2 separate regions of the Homo sapiens genome follow, and region 2 is linked to region 1. A link is a loop called in an ENCODE intact Hi-C map of the cell type or tissue named here. Cell type or tissue: mammary epithelial cell. All regions are shown on one strand.

Region 1 (8,000 bases):
TTTTATTATTTTATTATGTATTTTCAATTCACATAATCAATGTTAGGTCAGATGTCCCAGGCCAGACATCTTTTACTTCTCTTTGCCATTTCCCATTCAATACAACTAGCAAGACCCTCCAGCCTGGCTTCCTTCAACCAAAACCCTACAAACCACCCTCCTACACACACACACTGACTTCTGTCTCTCTTTAATTCTGCCAGAATTTGCCTTGCAGCATTTTAAAGAGAGACCATAAAGATCGTCAGTCCAAAGCCCTCATTCTGCAGATAAGGGCACCAAGGAGCAGAAAGGTGGAGGAACTTAGCCACTTACCCACAGCCACCTAATTAGTGACTCAGTCAAGATGACAACTCCCCATCCAGGTCCCTCTGCAACCCACTATGCTGCTTCCCAGTCTGCACTGGTCCCCTGCTGCTCTCAGACCACCTCAGCTGCCAGGTGATCTGTGGTACATTTATCAGTCCCCTCTCCATCAGCCTATAAGCCCATAGAAAAGGCCTGGAAGGGTAGCTAGCATGACACCACAATAAGCACTCACTGATGTTTTCTGAGTGTTTGAGCACATATCAGATCTCAGCAGACAAAACATAGCGTAAGTCCAGGAACAAGTGGATCTGCTTGATAAAACTGTAAATCAGATATACATTCCTTAATAAAATGAGGTCCATCTCATTGCAGGTTTGGATTTCTGTTGCTGCACAAGTTATTTTTCCTCTTTTAAATTCTACCCTCTATTTGATAAGTAACGTGTATGACTACAAGGGCTTATTTTTTATCCTCTACTAATTTTGCTTAAGAAATGTAAAAGTTGACATTTGCTTTTATCTTTGTTCTTATCTATCTTCCTAAGCTAAATATGAATTTCTTTCCTTTATGCTAAGAGTCATCATGAGAAGTACAGCATTTAACCAATCAGTTCAGATCCGTTCCCTCTATATGTCAGTAGTTATCCTTTTCTGGCCAATGAGCTATTGTCAAAATTCTGAAGCTACACAAGTCCAAATATAACAATCTAACTCCTGTAGTATTCAAAAGCTTCACTAAAAATTCCACTAAGTTAAAATAACAAGTACAGCCATCCCTCTTTACAATGATCTTTCCTGAAGAATCCCTTCTGATTACGGGTGTCTTCAGACACTACAGCATTTACCTAGACCTGCCTCAAAGGCAACAGGTGAAGCCTTTCTGTGCTAACTGCCTGGAATTTACCTACAGGGACTTTCCATACAACTCTAATGAAGGCTTTCCCAGCCCAGATACAAAGCTAATTATAACCAGGGTTACAAATTATAGTTACATTATCTCATAATTATGAGCTATCTAGTAGGACTTGGTTAAAAAATCATTCTAAACACCTCAGTGTGTGTTTTTTACAGTAAAAAAATCATACTGTTAAATTGTCAAAGCATTTAACTATAGTTTCCACTTAATGGAAGCATTATTTTCTGTTTAGAAGGACTTCTATTCTTCACTTGAGGTGTTTATAAAGAATGAAACTACAACTACATACTTCTGTGTAGGTAAACAGTGGGAAAATAAAGTAAGGTTTAAAAAGTTTCAAAATTTAGTCTACTTTTCACAAAATGATAATGCTTTCTAGTATCAGTAGCCAAATAACAAATTGAAGGTCTTTTTATAAGTGTTCCATAATTCAAGAAACGACAAAGTAAATAGCTTTCACAAGCTCTGGTAATATTTATGCATACAGCACTATAGAAAGTGTGCCTCAAACTTGGTTTGATTGCAAAACCGAGAGTTCAATATTCTTTCTTATAAACAAGAATAATCATCGATTCTTGAAATGTTTTCTATGCAGTTGTCCATAACTACTTCTGAAGGTATTCAGAAGAGACAAGGCAAGAGACACTTTAGTCCAACATATTTAGTTTTTAAATACACCAGACTAAGGTGGACCGGACTAAGGCTGATTCCAATTAGTCAATTACCTGTATGTGCTGCATCTGCCTTTCTCTCCGACATTACCAATGCCCGGTACTGAACAATGAATTGTTATTTAAAAAAAACACACAAACACACACACATTTTTCTAAATCAAACAGCGGTAAATACACACAGAGAGCTTGCGCCTACACAATGTGAAGTGTTGGCTGGAACAATTTATAGCAAAAGAATGATTAATGAAGCAAATCTTAGAAGCCCTCAGTCCTTTCTCTTACAGACAAGACTACAGGGAGAAGAGTAGTGCTGAATTTTGCAAATAATTGCTTTGCCTCTCCATTTTGCCTGTGTAGATTCTACCCCATCCAGATACTGCTTTACGAAACCCTGACCATACTTTGCTCAATCATGAATTAACGCTGTGGACATTACAGAGAATGCTGACTCTCAGGAACCGAGACAAAGGAGGGTGTTGCTTGGAGAAACCCAGCCAGGCGCTCCAGTACTCCGGGTTCTTGGAGGCTGCCCCGCACGGCTTCTCTCGCGCTCCCGGGACTGGGGAGTCTGGACCTGATGGCGGACTTGGTTTATTTCCCAAACTTTAGGAGAGACAGCGTTTACCTAACTCTGGAGGCTGTAGCGGAGGGGAGGGGAGGGCAGAGGGCTGAAGAAGTGCCCGGTTTCGGCTGCGGTGGCCGCCCACCCACCTCCCCACTCCCGTCAGCACCCTTTCCTTCCCCTCACCTGTCCTGAGCACCGGGCCCTGGGGGTCGGGTCGCCTCTCCCTGTTCTCAGTCCTGGTCTCACTCCAGGAGCTGTCGGGACGTCGGGCGCCTCTGGAGGCGGACGAAGAAGGCGGCAGGGTCGGGGGCGTCAGCGGGAATCTCGGCCGCCGCGGGCAGCCGCGGTCTCCCTCCCCATCCCAGGGCTCGGGCGGCCACCGCGGGCGGATGAGTCAGGCGAGGGGGCGGGTGGCAAGGGGTGCAAGCGGACGGAGGGTGGGGGCGCCCCTATGCCCGCGCCGGGGGGGCACCGGAGGCCTCGGGGCAGGGGATGCGCCGCTGCCGGTGCTCACAGAGGGCCGCCGCCATCCGGGCGCAGAGTCCAGGCGCGCCTGCCCTCGGAGGGCACCGGGCGCAGCAAGCCGGGCAGGGGAGAGGGAGTCGCCGCTCAGGCGGCGCCGCCACCGCGTCCAAGAAAGACAAAAGGGACCGGGAACGGGAGGGGAAAAGTTTTCTGCTCGGCTCCAGATGGATCCCAGCCCCAAACCTCACGCCATAAAGCCCCGAAGAGGCGGGTTGGGGGCGGGGGCCGGGGCGGACTTCCAGGGGCGTGGCTGCGCGCCTGCGACCCCGGACCGTGCCAATCTCGCCGCCGCCCCAAAACCTGTGGGAAACCCCAGTCCTGCCACCCACTCCTCCTGGAGGACGCAGACAGGATCTGCTCTGCAGGAGCCCAGGCCGGCCGATCCGCGTCCCGGCCACAAAGTTGCACTTCGAGAGCCCAAATCACCCGCAGACAAAACCCATCTTTGGGAACAAAGTACCCGCTTGCAGGCGCTCTTCCCGGGCTGGAAGGCTGGCGTGCGGAAACGGACACACCCACCCGTGGGGCCCGCCTCTAGCTACCGCGGGACCACCGGTTACCGAGCCAGGGACCCGGCTCCCCCAGTTCTCCGGAGCGGCTGGGGAGCTCCAGCCGACTCGCAGTATTCCCGGAGCAGGCACCGCAGGACCCTGGCTCCACGCCCCTCGGACGCTTTCTCCTCAGATGCCGCCCGGCGGGCCGGGGTCCCCCTGGCGGGCTGCGCGGGCGCTGCGCGAGCTAAACCAAACCTGGCCGGAAAAGACGCGGCCAAGGCCCGCTCCGTCCACGCTTCCCGCCGGCCCGGCAAGGGGTTCCGGAGAACGGCTTGGGGGGGCGAGAACCATGGGCGGGGGAAATGGAAGACAGAGGGAACTGAAGCACGGGGGTCTTCGATGAGCAGTGCGGATGTTCGACTCCAAACATCAAAGCCAACGAGAGGTTCAGGTTACTCCTCCTTGACCCCAAACATCCAGTGAGTGGAGACTGGCCTGTTCACAGAGTAAAATATGTCGTCTCTAATTCGGCAAAGACGGTGATGACTGTATATATGCAGGCCAATTCCGTAAGTAAAGTTTCATGTAAAACTAATTACCGGATATTCCAACCACCCCCTGTGCAGGCCAGCCGCATGCACAAGGTGTGTGCTATGCTTGTGTCCCCTGGATCTGTTTTAAGTGATAGAAGGCAAGTATGATATTCTGGTGCAGTGTATTTGTTTATTTCGGCGTGTGATCTGTTTATCTCGTTTTCAAGAAAAGTTTGCTTCTGGGGGGGTATAAAATCCGTGTTTGGGGGGTGGGGGAGAGCCATGCAAAAATTTCCACATTAGAAAAAAAAGTCTTTAAAATCAGATATGGCAATGAGAAGAGACTGTAGAAATGGATTTCCTGTGGTATAACCTTCTTGCCTTGACTAGAAGAATTTAGAGATTGGGCACTTTTAGTGGAGATGTCACAATCAAAATGTTTTATAAAAAGAAAGAAAAGAAAACTAAAGGAGTTACGGTGGGGGAAGGATGAGTCACCTTTATAAACCATCTGTGGTTTTATTTTTACCCCACCTGCATCTAGTATTCTAGCCCACAGCCACCTGCTCAATTCTCTTAGGTTTTCTTAAATGTGTTTGTCAAGCACCATATCAAAGGAGTGTGCTTCCATTGGGCCCTCTTCCTAGTTACCTCTACATTTTATAAAGAAACACCCTGAAGCCACATTGTCTGTAAAGCTCCTGAGAGGAAACACCTCCTGGTTCCCCTCACTATCTAAGGAGTGAGTAATAGGAATAGGCTCATAGTCCATAGATCATTTGAGGTGACATCCTCTCTAAGACCCATGGTAAAACGTTTAAAATGGTCATCTAGCCATTTTAAGCATTGAGTGACTGAGCCGTCCTCAAAAAGAGACTGATGAGAGCCATGAAAAAAGGAATAAGCACATTCTTAAGGCCACAGATATTGATGCTTCCTCATTTATGAACTATGAACTCAGATTTTAGTGATTTACCAAAAAAGAAGAAAGATAGACTAAGTAAAATCACCAAAAGGGAATTATTTAGATTTCTTTTTAAAATAATTACTATTAGTCTCAGAAGAGGCGGGTAAAATGGCCTGTAAATAGAGGATTATTTGCAATTCAGTAGTCCGAGCAACTCTCAACACATTAGTTATAAATTTTCCCTGACCTTGAGTGCTCAAGGGAATCTCAGGTAAATTATTTATCCTTACTAATGGCCAATATCTTCCCATCTGACAGTGAATATACCATGCCAGTAATGGATTTTGAATTCAGCTACACATCGGCTTTGGAAATAATGGATAGAAGTCAACTATTTTCTACTTCTCGCCATCAAGTAGCACTGCACTTCACACATAATATTTTTTGCTGTGTCTATATGAGATATGTAAATTTCCACTAGAACAAGCCCATCTTATAAGAGTGCATAGTAGAAAGAGAGTAATCCAAGTGTCCTGTAATCCAAGCTCCACCACCTACTAACAGAGGGACTTGGTACCTCATTTCTCCCATCCCTTAAGTAGGAACAAAGTATCTATTTCAAAGTGTTGTGAAAATTGAATGAAATGATGTGTATAATATTCTTCCTACAAGTCACAGATCCTCAATACATATGTGATTGAACATATATACACTCACATCAAACTTGTTTTAATGCAATTAACATCATCAAAAAAAGGCTCTTCCTCTGGAATCAAGAATTAACATGAAAAAAGGTCAAAATATGAAGATCAACATTTTCACTCTTGGTATAGTATTATAAAAGTCTGATGGATGGCAATTCATATTTAATGAATTAATTTTGGAAACATACGTTGAAATGAAAAAGAATGAGTATTCTTAAGAGGTCATGTAACAAGGCTAAGAGAAGGGCTATTAGAAAATTTGTGTGGGATTATATTCATTTCCTCTTGCCTTAAATGTAGCCCATAGCATTTTTAGGCCTGAGAAGGGATCCTTAAACAGAAAATAAAAATGTCTTCAATGGGAAAAAATAGAATTGTTTGCTAGATTTTTATCTGAATGGCTTTGTTCTTGATGTGAAATAGATTGATAGTCTTAAAACCCCTGTAGTATTTCTGCTAGCAGCCATGGGTGCTTTTTCAAAGTAGAGGGTAAAGTCAATAAAGAAAATGAACTTTCTGACTTTATTCTTGAAATAAGTAAATAGGGGGAGGAATATAGGATAAAGAAAAAGGTAGAGGAAATATATTTAAAAATAAAATTTTAAGGTCATTTTTATTTCACCGTGATTTTGAATAGCACTTTGTCATACTTTTCATGTTTTCTTTCTCATTATGTGCAATTGACTAATAGTTCAGTGGATTTCACAGCAGAAAGATGTTGCTAATTTCTTTTCTGTTCATTAAATGTGCAAGTAACAGTGCTAACCCCTCTCAGATTGATGTTTTATAATGTTGAGGCTGATACGACTACTTAAATATTTATAAATTCTGTATTAGATACAGAATCATCTATATTAGATAATCAGATACCTCCTTGTTAGATAATAAACCTGATTAGATTCTTTTTGCCTGAGGGGCACTGGCAGCGTACCATTTAGAAATGTGAAAGGAGCCATACTCTCTCCCTTCCAAAGCCCAGTTCTTTCCTCTGAACAGATTTGTGCCTGTTGAAGGATAATCACCAAGTAGCTTATAGAAATCCAAAAATTACTTTTTAAAGATTTTGACTGTTTTTGTTGCAAGAATCTACCTGTAGAAGATAATAGAGATTTGACTGAAATGAGAGAAGATGGTAGTGGTGGCCCACCTGTTCCACTGTCCATGGTACTGAACCAGTCATTCTTTCGTTAGTGCCTGACTACTCAAAAGCATAGTCCGAGACTCGGCAATATTTGCATCACGGGGGAACTGTTAGAATAGCAAGATCTCAGGCCCTTGCCCAAACCTATTAAATCATACTCTGCAACTCAGCAACATACTCAAGTGATCTGTCTGCATGTTAATATTTGAAAAGCACTGCACTAGGGCACTGTTCATATGTCCTCTGACTTCCCTGGTGCTCTGCTTATATCAGCCTTCACTTCAGTCCCTTCCAGAAGCACAGCCCAAATGCTGCCTTTTTAGCTACATTTCAGTTGGTGATGGTGGTGTGGTGTTACACAGAGAGCATAGCCTTTGACCCGAACAGCCGGGCTAAAATATTAACTTTTACTGACTATTCTGGGTTTAATTGCCCTCATCCATAAACTGCCAATAATTTTAACATGTCCACATAACACTGATTTAAGTGTTCACTGATAATAAAATTATAGTTGTAAAACATTTGGGTCGGCATGTAGCAGATGTTCAACAAATCTCTCAGGCACTGTGTGAGTGATACTTCCCCAACCCAAGAAGGGGTGCCTCTCAGCATAACATTCTCAGACACTGTGAAAATTTATTGTAAAAGAATTTAATTCTGCAGTTTCTGCTCAATCAAAACAGTACAACCACATTAAATTAGTTGACAAAATAAAATTTTAAAATTCACTACATCATCTTTCTGTTTGGGATTTATCCATCCATAATCATGATCTAGAGTAAAGAAAAATAAGGTTTTTCTTAACAATTTTATTAGATCTGTTTTTATTAAATTAGAACAAAACTACTTGGCATCTTGAATTCTAAAATGTTTATAAATATCAAGATTTCTTAATCCTACAGCCAACAGACTGTACACACATACAGCTGAGTTTGTAAACAGTAATCATTTAGACCTGAATTAAGCCACAATTTTGGTAAAATATAATGCAGTTTAAATCGTGCTATTTAGGGGTCCAGGGAATACCCTTTCATGTTGCGGGAAGTCAGGGACCCCCAAACGGAGGGACCAGCTGAAGCCATGGCAGAAGAACATGGATTGTGAAGATTTCATGGACATTTATTAGTTCCCCCAAATTAATACTTTTATAATTTCTTATGCCTGTCTTTACTGCAATCTCTAAACACAAATTGTGAAGTTTTCATGGACACTTATCACTTCCCCAATCAATAT
Region 2 (8,000 bases), 82 kb before region 1:
TTGGTTATCGAAGTCTTGTAAGCTCCTTGAAGGATGGGGTAATGTCTTATTTGGCTTTGTTTTCACAACACCTTACACAATGCCTGATGTATAATGGGTTCTCAAAAAGCGATTGTGACAGTGGCTATCTGAGGGTGGGATCGTGGGGGACATTTCATTTTCTAAGTCACACAGTTCCATTTTATTTGAATGTGTTTTTATATAGTGACCACACATTATTTCCATAACCAGAGAAATTATGCAAATAATTTTAAGTATATCGATAATAATTAAAGTTTTTAAAGCAAAGGTGAATAGCTTCCTGTGTCAAATCAAGAGGAAAAACCTACACATTGTTGAGAGACTAAATAGATAGGGAACAGTTAATGGAAAGATTGGGTGTGGGGCATGAAATAAAATTTAGTCAATGATGACGCAAAGGGTTTTGAGCTAAACAATTTGAATGATGGAGTAATGTCATCACTGAGAAGAGAAAAACTATAAATGGACTAAATTTAGAAGGAAAGGTATAGAGTCCAGTTTTGGCTATGATAAATTTCATTGTCTATCAGACATCCAAGTAGAAAAAACAAGAGACTGAAATAAAGGAGAGTTTGGGAGTTGTGGGCATTAAATAGTTTTTAAAGCCATTACATCAGCAGTGAATGAGGGCAGATTCAGAAAAGAAACAAAGACTGAGCTCTAGAGCACTCCAATGTTAAGTGCTAGTGAAGACAGGGAAAAACCAGCGATGGAGACTGGGAAGAAAGGATTAGCTAAGTAGGAAAAAAAATCTGGGAAGATGTGGTGTCCTGGAAATCAAGATTGAGAGAGAGAAACGTGAAGAAAGGTAGCTAGTAGATTGAGATGACTGAGAATCTGAGAATCAAAAATGTTCCCATTTTCCTTGCTACTACTTTGGTCCATGTCCCAACTATACTTTATTTTTCTCTCTCCTTCCAATATTTTCCAAACCACTCTTCAGATCATGACCAAGTTTATATTCTTGAGAACCTCTCCTAATATATTTATCTTATGCTTAGAAAGTCTTACCACTACCACAAAACCTAGTTACTTGGCCTGGCTTTTAAAGTTATTACTAATCTGAACTCCAAGTATCTTTCCAAACTTATCTTCTTTTCCTCTCCAATTTAAAGTCAATACTCCAGGAAGGCCATGTGTCCTGCAAAAGGCTTTGCTTCTTCCCAATGCTAGGTCTTAACCTTGCCTGCTATTATCATCTATAAGATTGTCCTTGAAATATTTCCTTGGTTCATATAAATCCTTCAAGGTCTACCTCAAGTTGCTCCATCCAGACAGCAACACTTTCTTTTTAATATTCCTTCAGGATGTCAAGGATAGTACAAGTCTCATAGCTGGTTCCCAATGCCATACATAGAAGTCACGTGAGTGTGCATAAGGCACTTGAAAGTCTTTTTAAAAATCTGTTCTTTACCTGTTTAATAAAATTAATAATGTCAAAATATTTTTTCTACTCAAATTGAAAGAGGGAATATTTGCATCTAAAATGTATTTTCCTACTCTTCTGGTATCTGTTACCAGAACGTGTAAATGTGTAAAATTTCATAAAGAGTAGGTTTCTATTTTCAGGTTTACATCTAGGAAATGAAGGTAATTTGCATGCACAGGTAAATGTTGGAATTTCTGGGAGACTAGAGAATGAGAAAAATGTGCTGTACCAATGATAAGACCTTGGTAAATGAAACATCTGCAATTCTCATGAAACTAACTGAAAATGATCATTTTGACTTATAAAATCATGAAATTGAAATGTTATGTACACCCGAGTAATTGTTTCATTGATAAAATAGAGATAGTTCCTTTATTTCAAATAGGGGTTGGGCCTTAAGGTTAAACTGCAAATACATGGGACAAAAAGATAATACAAAGCTAATGTGTCAAAAAGGCCTTTGGCCAATTTTATAAGTATTGAATTCCTTTTGCATTTCAGAATTAGCTTTTATATTTTCTACATTTTTGAAAACATATACACAGCCACTGAAATTAAATTACTTTCCTCATTCATTCTAGGTTCAAATGAACCAGAGTACCATTGTATTCATGCCTCCTCTAACTCCCTGCAATTGGTGTATAACCCAGTTACCGCCTTATATCACTGTAAAACATAAAATTTTATAACCAGCCACATATGTTCTCCCTTTCCTGACATAGAGTCTTTGGCAAACTCACCCCTAAGTATAGCACAATAAAATTGATTATTCCTTTTATTTTCCACAATGAACTAAAAAGTAAATTAATTCCACTAACATTCATTGGGAACCCAATATGTACCAGCACTGTGTAAGCCCCTGATATGTTAAAATTAATTTCAGAATTTTCTGGACTTTTTGGTATACAAATTCAGAGACATATCTGGATTGACAGTAATCTCCTTTGACCAATGAGCCAACTCTTGATTGACTATGGCAATAGAAGGGGTGACTGAAAACAGCACATATAAAAGATATACTTAGTTATACCTCCTCAGCCCATTGGACTTTTTCACATTTTCTCCCTTTTCTTCCATTGGAAGCCCATGGCCAGTGTCACCATTACATTGCAAAATGGTCAACACTTGATTTTACCTCTCTTTTAACCTACCAACCAGAGAACACAGCTATAAAATTGGGTTAACAAAAGTAAATAAATAAAAAGTTGAAAGAGAAGGGCCTGAATGAACCACAGATTAAATATTAAATATTTAAATATTTGAGAGCAGGCAATATTTTTAGAACTAGACCCTTTTGGTGGAATTTCATAAACATCCAATACTTTTGTGTCAGAATTTCTTAGTGTATGTCATTGCCAGAAGAAACCTGAGTAAGAAAAGACTGGCTTATATTAAATGTCCTTCTTAAGTTGCTAAACATCTTGGTAACCAATATAAAACAGAATGTGGTATTCACATGCCAAAGAGAATATATTTCACTTACATTACTTCAGTAGAGAAATTTTTCCTATCACTTAAAGTATAGTGAGCACGTTACAGAGTAAGGAATAATTATATCCTATATTCAGTTTGATCCAGATTCTAAATGTCCTTCATATTTTTTGCTCATATGTATTTTATTTGATCCTCTTCAGGCCTTAAAACAGTAATAGACTTTAATAACAGACTCATAAAATGCAAGAGTCTTTGAAAGATAATTCCTTAACTGTTCAACTAACTGGCTGGAAAGTTAATTTGACTTTTCAGGTTATTAACATTGTAAATGATAACACAAGGTAACACACTTGGAATTTGGAAATGCTTTAGGGAAAAATACACACCTAATGAACATAGAAAATATCTGAGTATAGAAAAAAGTGATTTTATTTTTTAAAATAATAATTTCTTAACAGCTTTGAGCTATTGATGACTCATTAGCTGATGACTTCAAATGAATGATTAATTCACTAACCCTTAGGGTGACTGACTCAAATGAGCCAGATAATAAGCACTCTTAATGCCTACTAAAATGTATTTTAAAATCAACTAAGAATATTTTCTCACTGCCTCAGTGATTAAAAATTATAAGCTTGGTTTTATTCCAAAATTAAGCATAAATGGAATGCCTTTCCTATGCATGTGTTTTTAATAAGTAGGAAAAACATATGGCATTCTCTCCTCCTCTCTTATCTCCCAAATACCACACTCCTTCCTTCCTTCCCCCTTGTCTTTTTGCCTTCCTTCTTGTACATGTGGTTTATTGAATATGGATACAGACGTCTTATTTTAGTTCCGTACATCTTGCTGAAAGACAATATTATGATGTGGAAGGGCTTAATGGCATAATTTTCAATAGCAGTGCTAGATAGTTAATACTTTAAAACATGGGAAATCAAAGTTAAATACTAAAAATTCCCATTCTAATCTTGGTGCTGTCTGCAATATAGGTCCCAAGTATACCACCTTAACCCCAACCCAATGAGATGTGTTGGACATTTCAACACTAGGTTTTCCTCCAGAAATTATAGATGCGTCTCTCTTTACCAGCCCTAAGAAACCCAAAATCTAATCACCAGATTTTGCACATATGTGTTTTTAAAAACTTGATTTGATTCTAATTGATGGAAATACTAGGAATCAACAGTCCCGAATTCAGTTCTTGACTCTGCTAACTTCCGTGTTGCACTGGGTGTCAGCTCTAATGTCCACTGTCTTCAAAATTCCAGGTGTTTATGTTTCTGTTAGCAAATTATTCCATCTTTTGTACTATAAATACTGTGGCCTTGTCTACATTACAAACAACTGAAATGTACATATATCTCTACACTTAATTTGTAGAGTACACATGCTCCTGGGGACAGGATATATACTATTTGGTAATGAGAAAGAACTAAAAAATTATCATAAGTCTCAAACTTTTAAATTGTGAATTAATAAGGGAGAAGACCAAAATAAAAGTAATTTTTCTCTGTTATTTTTGTATTAAAGCAACTAATGAACCAACCAAGAATAAAGGATGGCAATAAGAAGGGAATAGCCCAAGCTGAAGATTCTGCCCAGTTTGCTGAAAACCACCTTGAATGTGAGAATAGCAAGATAGTATGTGTAGAGGTTTCTTTTTTTTTTTTTTTTTTTTTTTTTGAGACAGAGTCTCACTCTGTCACCCAGGCTGGAGTGCAGTGGCACGATCTTGGCTCACTGCAACCTCCATCTCCTGAGTTCAAGCAAGGATGTCCGGCTAGTTTTTGTATTTTTAGTAGAGACGGGTTTCACTATGTTGGCCAGGCTGGTCTTGGACTCCTGACCTCAAGTGATCCACCCGCCTTGGGTCCCAAAGTGCTGGGATTACAGGTGTGAGCCACTGTGCCCAGCAGAAGTTTCTTATATCCTCTTTATTACTTCTTTCATCTTATACACTGACAGTAAGAGAGGAAATATAAATGTAAATTAGTTTACATAAAATGTACCTCAAGAAGAGGAAATGATCTGCTGATATACGAGGGTTGATTCACTTCATTTTGTTACTTTAATGAGCCCTGTTCTTGGGCAGGCATTATTTTTAAATTATTATCTGTTATGAACTGAAGTGTTCCCCCACCTCAAACTGCTATTTGAACTAACCCCCAGTACTTAAGAATGTGACTGTATTCAGAGATAGGGCCTTTAATGAGGATGTTAAGTTAAAATAAGGCTGTCATGATGGGCCTTAATGCAATCTTACTGGTATCCTAATAAGAACAGGAAATTTGGATACACAGACACCAGGGATGCACAAAACCATGTGAGAACACATTGGCAAGCCAAGGAGAGGAGCCTCAAGAGAAATCAAAGCAACCAACACCTTATTCCTAGACTTGCAGCCTCCAGAACTATGAGAAAATAAATTTTATTGCTTAAGCCACCCAGTTTGTGGTATTTTATTATACCAGCCCTAGAAAACTAACCTGTTATCTTAAGACAGCATCAACTATTAAGTAAAAGGTACTTCAATGAAGTGGGCCTTTTTTCTCTTAGCCATCATCTGGAAAAAACAGCATACAGAGAGAAATCAATGAGTTACTTCAGTGTGAAAACACCTCACAAAGGACTTTAATCACCAAATGGGAGATTAAAGACAAAGTCCTTCAATAATCCAACATCAAGGTTATACACACTAAAACCTTGATATAAGGTCTAACATATGATTATATATAGGGTCAGGGAAGGGTGACAGAGCAATTTGCTGAAAGTAAGAGACAGGATAACCAAAGTACCACTTTCACAGTTCCTACTTAGAGAAGAAGTGATTAAGATCTCTGAACAACCTGAACACCACAGTAGGTGGATGTATGTCAGTGGTGGGCCCCCACTCTAATACTTAAAACGTTATAGGAAAATTATTGATAAACTGATGGGTCTTTTTCTTTTTTATGCTGTATTTTACTTCTTTTAGTTATCTGTGGTGAATTTAAGAGCTAAATGTGGGGCCGGGCACAGTGGCTCATGCCTGTAATCCCAGCACTTTGAGAGGCCAAGGTGGGTGGATCACCTGAGGTAGGAGTTCGAGACCAGCCTGGTCAACATGGTGAAACTACGTCTCTACTAAAAATACAAAAAATTAGCTTGGCGTGGTGGTGGGCTCTTGTAATCCCAGTTACTCGGGAGGCTGAGGCAGGAGAATTGCTTAAATCTGGGAAGAGGAGGTTGCAGTGAGCTGAGATCGCACCATTGTACTCCAGCCTGGGCGACAAGAGCAAAACTCTCTCAAAAAAAAAAAAAAAAAAAAAAAAGCTAAATTTGAACCGCCAAACAAGTAACTCAAAATTTGTCTTTAGTAAATTGTCAAGAGCTACTATAATATCCATTTTGATACAAACTTGTGCTAAACAATGTTTTTCTTTTTACTTATATTGCCATTGTTTCTTCGAAGATTATACAGATGGAAACATGTATTTAAGCCTGAAAGCTTCACAACTGATGGATGCCGGGTCTTCTGGCTCCACCATCCACACCTCCCACTGCTCTGCTCTCCTGGAAGTCCTGCCCTTATCCTTTGAGAAGTAATCTGCTACAAAGAGACAGGGACAGGCAGTAGATCTTCATCTGAGGGCATCAAGAACCCTGGACCTTTAGAGTTAGAAAGAACTTGATAGTTTCTGTTCTTACTCATCTCACTTCACAGGTGAGGAATTCAAAGCCATGGCATTAAGAAAGTAATTGAAATGGAGGCATTAAGTGATTGGCTCAAGGCTACATAGCCAGGGTGGCAATGTCATTAAGGGCATATTGCACTCTTCTCACCTAGTCTAGACTAAGAACCCTTACTCACCTCTCCACACCCCATCTTACGGGCTGAATTGTGTCCCCCTGAAATTCATATGCTGAAGTCCCAAACCCCTGCCCCTCAGAATACCCATATTTGGAGATTTAAAAAGGCAATTAAGGTGATTAAGATTAAACAAGGCATCTAGAGTAAAGTTCTAATCTAATATGGCAGGTGTATTTTCAAAATAATTTTCAATATTCATAAAAGCCTAAAGGAAATGCACAAAATATGGTCTATCTAGAATTCCAGGTTTCACTGCTTTTAGGTAGAATTATACCAATGTGGTGACACCAGCTATCTCATATGAATCTGAAACTTTAGTTAGTAATCGATGTCTTTCATTAATTTAAAATGAGAAAATTATTTATAATTTAACAAAGTTGATTTGCTTGATAAGTAAAAAACTCAGGCTTTTTGATGAAGAGAAGATTGAGCAGGAACCACTACTTTAAGCCCCCAATTCCTTTATTTGGATCATCTAAGACCCATGCTGTTTAATCCTCTTCAAATTTCTAGAGCTCTTTCAGGGATGAACTGAACAAATTATATGGCTCCAGTCATCTGTCACATCAGGGGTGTTGACAGCCACTGTTTTCAAATCTGAGTGCCGCTGACTTTTGCTGTATTTGGTTATTTTCCTGAGAGTCAATGAAACTTTAAGTGAAAACGATCCCAAGATAAGAAAATTTAAAAACAGTCTAATTAAATAGGTGGATAGACCTAGCTCTTTAACCGAATAGAAGCAAAATTTAAAAGCCGAGATACTCAGTACATGTACTAGGGTATCAAGTGCCCTCAGTAGAATATATCTGAAAGTGTGAAAAACAGTACTTTAAGCAGAAATGTACATTTTATTTAAAAAGCAATAGCAAAGGTGTGAAGAACACAAACTTCTATTAATAACAGTTTATTAAATGCTTTATAGTAAAATATTGAGCCCACTCTATTACAATACACAGACTTAATGTTCTAACAAAGAAAACTGCCTCAATTGAGGGAAGTTTGTGATGCAAATGCAAGGTGGAATTTTGGGGAGCAACACAAACAAATGTATCCTCCTTCTGCTCTTCCACAACTGCAATACTGATGTTCAGAAATGTTTAGGTATTGGGAGAAACCTTTAGAATTTCCTGAGTATTTTATTAAACAATTCTTACAATTATGTTACCTTAAAGGAAAACATGAAAATTTTCTGATGAAAACATCCATTTTAATATTTATTATCTTCAGTGACTAAGAAACACAATCCTAAACAACATGTATTAT

The links. Peaks named below come from ENCODE experiments on the same cell type or tissue, not always from the same donor. Only the 100,000 strongest peaks of a DNase experiment are listed, where the experiment ranks them.
Region 2: a loop joins it to region 1, with 2.4 times the contacts of the local background. A loop is called at or near these places in 2 of 110 quality-filtered maps.

Annotation. Positions count from the first base shown.
Region 1 is chr6:130,361,171-130,369,170 of GRCh38, reverse strand. It overlaps TMEM200A (transmembrane protein 200A), which reads right to left and starts at 3,154. Exons shown (of 3, transcript NM_001258277.2): 1 at 2,647-3,154. It also overlaps a transcript of SAMD3 not described here. RefSeq lists silencers at 3,621-3,720, 6,680-6,880. In mammary epithelial cell, CTCF peaks have their summits at 2,733 and 3,691; DNase peaks (open chromatin) are centred at 2,360 and 3,290; H3K4me3 peaks cover 2,168 bases; H3K27ac peaks cover 1,673 bases.
Region 2 is chr6:130,442,990-130,450,989 of GRCh38, reverse strand. TMEM200A (transmembrane protein 200A) reads right to left here. Exons shown (of 3, transcript NM_001258277.2): 3 at 7,923-8,000. Among named protein-coding and RNA genes, the nearest start is that of TMEM200A, 81 kb to the right of the region's middle. In mammary epithelial cell, no CTCF peak of the experiment used is centred here; no DNase peak of the experiment used is centred here; H3K27ac peaks cover 462 bases.